Linked DNA regions of Homo sapiens: region 1 is linked to region 2. The links are chromatin loops, found by intact Hi-C in ENCODE. Cell type or tissue: PC-3. All regions are shown on one strand. Region 1 has its middle 6.5 kb from the start of GSTM5. Region 2 has its middle 16 kb from the start of GSTM4.

Region 1 (2,500 bases), 66 kb after region 2:
CACACATGGACGCCCCTGCCACTCTGGTTGCACAGGATTTCCCAATAATCACCAGTATGCTTCTGTCTCTTCTGCTCCCCCAATGCCCCTTTCTCACACTCTCATACTGGTCTGACCTCCTGAACCTCAGTTTCCCTTATCTACACATACTTTTACTGTCACTTCTATGCCAACTCCATCTCATGTGCCTGCTCTTGAAACTTCCATGCAATGCTTATTACGCCAGAACAAAGAAACAAGTGGATTAGAGGTGTGGGCTTATCCGGTCACGCTGGAACCTCCCAATGCTCAAGGGGTACAAATGCGTTGATATGCACTGCTCAATCTTACCTTTTCAAAAGAATTCAAGGATGCTTGTGCTCAGTATGGTCCTGCTTCTCCATATGTTAAAATGGCATTACAGACTCTTTGTACTGAGGTCATTTTGCTTCCTTCAGAATGGGACCTTTTGGCGAAAGCTGTTCTAACTCCATCTCAGCATTTACAATTCTGTACCTGGTGGTCAGAGGAGGCCCGTCTGCAGGCTCAGCTAAATTGGGTTGATGGCATTCTAATTACTCAGGCTCAGCTCACAGGCTCTGATAATCACTCTGACACTACCGCCCAATTAGACTTTGACGCTCTCACCACGGAACAAGTAACAAAGTTGTGTATGAGAGTTTGGGATAAACTAGGTGCCCCAGGCCAAGCTCCTGTTTCTTTTACTACTGTTAAACAGGGTCGCAGTGAATTACATCCTGATTTTTTGGCTAAATTACAAGATGCTGTTCAAAATCTGTCTCTGATGATTACGCTCAAGGTATTCTCCTTCATATGTTAGCTTTTGAGAATGCGAACCATGAGTGTAAAGTGGTCATGCGTTCTGTCTAATGACAAAATTTACCTGATCACGAGGTGTGCCTGCATATATTAAAGCTTGTGAAAGCATTGGATCAGAGACCCACAAAGCTATTCTGTGGGCACGGGCCATGAAGGATGGCAATCAAACTGGCTTGACTGAATTCTTTTCTTGGAGCCTGCTATAATTGTGGTCAACTTCATCATACCCAAAAAAATTGCACTGTTAAAAGCGGCCAAGCCAGCTCAACAAACATGGCCAAATGCTCCTGCTACTGTTTGCCCTCATTGTCGTAAAGGTAAACACTGGGCAAGTACTTGCCACTCTAAGTCTGATATAGATGGCAATCCCTTGCCACAGAACCAGGGAAATGGGAAGCAGGGCCAGTCCCAGGCCCCAGTATCAAATGGGACACCTCAGACTCAGACCAATATTGTGTTTCTGCTTCAAGCGGTCCCAATACAGCCCCCAGCACAAGCAAATTTACCTACAGCCAACCCAGATGGGTCCCAGTCGCTTCTTCTGTCTCAGTACAATGCTTGTCTACCTCCACAGTAGGGGGCAGGGCGGTCAATCTCTGTAGTACCACTCCTCTAAATTTACTACCGAATTCTTTGCCTTTAATTGTCCCCACGGGGGCCACTGGCCCTTTACCTCAAGGTTTGGTGGGCCTGGTGTTAGGTAGGGCATCCACCTCTGCTAAAGGTATCATAGTTCATACTGGTCTCATTAATTCTGATTCCTCTGATGAGATTAAAATAATCGTGTCTGCCAAGGTTCCTGTTTCCATTCCGGCCAGTGAGTCAATTGCTCAACTACTTTTACTACCTAATATTGTTTTAAACAAAGGAGATAAGACAGGGGGCCCTGGGATGGGCTCTGGCGGTGAAAAAGCCGCTTATTGGATTAAAGTAATTTCTAAACAACAGCCCACCTGCACCATACATATTAAAGGAAAAAAGTTTGAGGGCCTAGTAGATACTGGGGCTGATGTTTCTATTATTTCCTCTAATTTATGGCCTTCTTCCTGGCTTAAACATCCCACTAACATGGGACTAGTAAGGGTTGGAAAAGCTGATGAAGTTCACCAAAGCACATTTATCTTGCCTTGCACTGGGCCTGATGGTCAAAAGGGAACAATTCAGCCTTATATCATGCCAATCCCCATTAATCTTTGGGGTAGATATTTGCTGGAACAATGGGGGGCTGAAATTAATATTCCACATAACTCTTCTCGTGCTCCCAGTCAACATATAATGGAAAACGTGGGGACTGTTCCTGGACTCAGTCTCGGTCCAAAACATGAAGGAATTACTAAATTCCTTTATGGTTTAAAAGCATAATTTAACCACTCCCCACTCCCAATTCCATTTAGCATTGTTTACTTTAAACTTTCTAAATGTTCCTAAAGACAATACTCTGACTGCAGCCGAACACCATTATACAGGCAAAAAATTCTCCCTAAATGAAAGCAAGCCAGTGTTATGGAAAAACTCCCAGACAAATACCTGGGAACCTGGAACAATTATAATGTGGGGAAGAGGGTATGCTTGTGTTTCACCAGGAGATCATCAATCCCCTGTCTGGGTGCCCACTAGAAGACTTTAACTTCGTGTGAATACTGACAATGAAAAACACAGGGAAGAGATGTCCACGTCAGAG
Region 2 (2,500 bases):
GGATACGGCTGAGATAAGCGGCCTTCGGGTTTTGTCACAGGGTAGCAGGGGAACCTGGGACAATACCCAGCGGCCCACCAACTGCTCCCTTGTTGGGGAATATTCCTTGCCTCGTAGCGTGGGTGAGCCTGCTCCTAGCTGGTCCTCCTGCCTTCCTGATGGCTTCCTCGCTGCCTCCCTCTCTCTACCCACCTCTTCCTTCTCCCCAGCAGGCCAGGAGGCCAATACCTGCTGCAGGTGCCTCGCCTTTCCTTGCAGCTCTTTCCTCAGAGCCTGGAGTCAGGATGGAAGTTGGTTGGGAGAGAAGCAGGTGCTGGGGCAAGGTGGAAGGAGGAGGGGCGAGAGGAGGAGAGGCTTCTCCATGGTGTTCATCGAAAGCCCTGGGTGGACAGATGCAAGATGGACCAGCAGCTGGTGTTCAGGAGGCCACTGGTCAGGCCCTCACTCCGTTCCCTCATGCAAATGTGACTGCCCATAGAAACCAACTCCCTCTAACCCAGCACACAGGAGCTGATAAGCTACTTATCAGCTTACAATAAAGACTGAAAACAACAAGCACAGGATTTTTTTTAAAAAGTCAACCAGAAGTGGCTTGATGAGCAATATATTGGAACCAGGGTTTCGAAGAGTCTGGGTCAGCCCTGGGCCTCCTTCTCCTCTGCACCCATGTGCACTTGAGCAGAGCCCTTCTGCCCAGAAAGTGCCTTTGTGGGTTTAGAAAAAGATGTCCCTTCCTTGGGTAGACACAGCCTCCTGATGGGGAGCACAGCTTGGCCAGCAGAGCACAGGCTGGCTTGCAGTCTCTGATCACCCAGAGGCTCTCGCGCAGCATGTAACCCACCTGACATCTGTGTCAGCCTGGCTGGGGGTCTCTGGAGTGCCCACAGCCTGAGGGTGCACGTGTAGCTGCATTCTCACTGATGCCACTAGTTCTTGTGCCTACTCTTGGAGGATGTCACCTATCCAGGTCTGAACGTTCCAGGCAGCATCCTACATGAGTCTGTAAATCAACTGAAGCTCCAGCAGCCCCCACTCCACCCAGTTGTGTCCTGCAGCTGAATACTTCTCAGTGCCCACAGAGCTGCCAATCACCTCGGGTTGCCATGGGAGTGTGCATATTCATGCCTCAGTGTCCCCAGAGTGGCCGGCCAGAGCCCCACCCTGAAGAAGCCCAGTGCACGGCTCTCTCCTTTCCCTCTGTCACGTCCTCTCCCTGTGCACCAGATACCCTGCTGGGCTGCTTGAGCCCTGGGGTCACGCACAAACCCAGAGCTGAAACATCCTCATGCCACCTTTGTGTGAGTTAGGAAAAGGTGAGCCTCCTGGGCAGATATACCCCTGAAAGCTCAAAGAACGAAGGGCATATTTTGGTAGAGTGTCTCTCCCTCCAGGTGACTGCAGCTGTGCAGCCTGAGTTTTTGGGTGAGCAGAGTGTAGGCTGGGTTTCAGCTCCTGCTTGCCCTTTGGCTGGTAGTCCTTGTGCAGTACCCAACTGGTCCACAGGGTGGCGGTACCTCCTGAGAACAGCTTCTGCCTGAGGCTGGGTTCTGGGAATGGATGGGCTGGGGCACCCTCTCTAGGCACCCATGCCCACTAACTCTGCAGCGGGCACACTTGGGGCCCCACTCACCAGCCTGGTGGGCAGGCTAGCTCATGTATGACCCCTCCAGTGAGAGCTATGGCTTAGGCTCATGCCAGGATCCCTACTAGGAGAGCTGCACTGCCACTAGCTGAGGTGGACCCCGTTTCTGCAGGGCAAGGCTGGAGCCACATGCACACACTGGCTTTTTGCCTGTCCTGTCCTAAGCCCCCACACCACCCACATTATCTCGTGACCACATTTTTCCTCCAGATAATGTGGGCCATGTGTGGTTAGGCCATATCTTCTTTTACATCGGCAAAACCTAATGGGGTTTCCAGACTCCTGCTCTTCATGTGGAATGCCTCTGAATTTCTAGATGATGTCTGCAGGCGTGTTTTGTTTTTGTTTTTCAAGACCGGGTCTTGCTCTATAGCCCAGGCTGGCATGATCTTGGCTCACTGCAACCTCCACCTTCGGGCTTAAGCAATCCTCCCACCTCAGCCTCCCGGGTAGCTGGGATTATAGGCGCACACCACCACACCCAGCTAATTTTTGTACTTTTTATAGAGATGAGGTCTCACTATATTGCCCAGGCTGGTCTCAAACTCCTGGCTTCAAGCAATCCACACACCTTGGTCTCCCAAAGTGCTGGGATTACAGGCATGAGCCACCATGCCTGGCCTTTCTGGGGGTGTTTATTTCATCTCTGAGTGGATTTTCCAGTAACCTTCAGAGCTTTGAGGAAGGCCTAATTGTCAGCCTCATAGACTGGTCACACCCCAGGAGATAAAGCTCCTTGCTAAGAGCCCTGGCAGAAGATTACATGGGCTGTGGGTAGTCAGGACATGGAGGAAGCTCTAGGGTCTGGGGCACTTGGATAAGTCTCCAAGGAGGAGATTGGCTTTGACCAGATGGATG

Evidence for each region. Peaks named below come from ENCODE experiments on the same cell type or tissue, not always from the same donor. Only the 100,000 strongest peaks of a DNase experiment are listed, where the experiment ranks them.
Region 1: it touches region 2 in a loop (10-fold over the local background); 9 of 110 quality-filtered maps call a loop at or near these places.

The regions. Positions count from the first base shown.
Region 1 is chr1:109,704,532-109,707,031 of GRCh38, forward strand. No RefSeq gene overlaps it. Among named protein-coding and RNA genes, the nearest start is that of GSTM5, 6.5 kb to the right of the region's middle. In PC-3, no CTCF peak of the experiment used is centred here; a DNase peak (open chromatin) is centred at 1,060.
Region 2 is chr1:109,638,905-109,641,404 of GRCh38, forward strand. No RefSeq gene overlaps it. Among named protein-coding and RNA genes, the nearest start is that of GSTM4, 16 kb to the right of the region's middle. In PC-3, a CTCF peak has its summit at 1,499 (motif pointing right); a DNase peak (open chromatin) is centred at 1,507.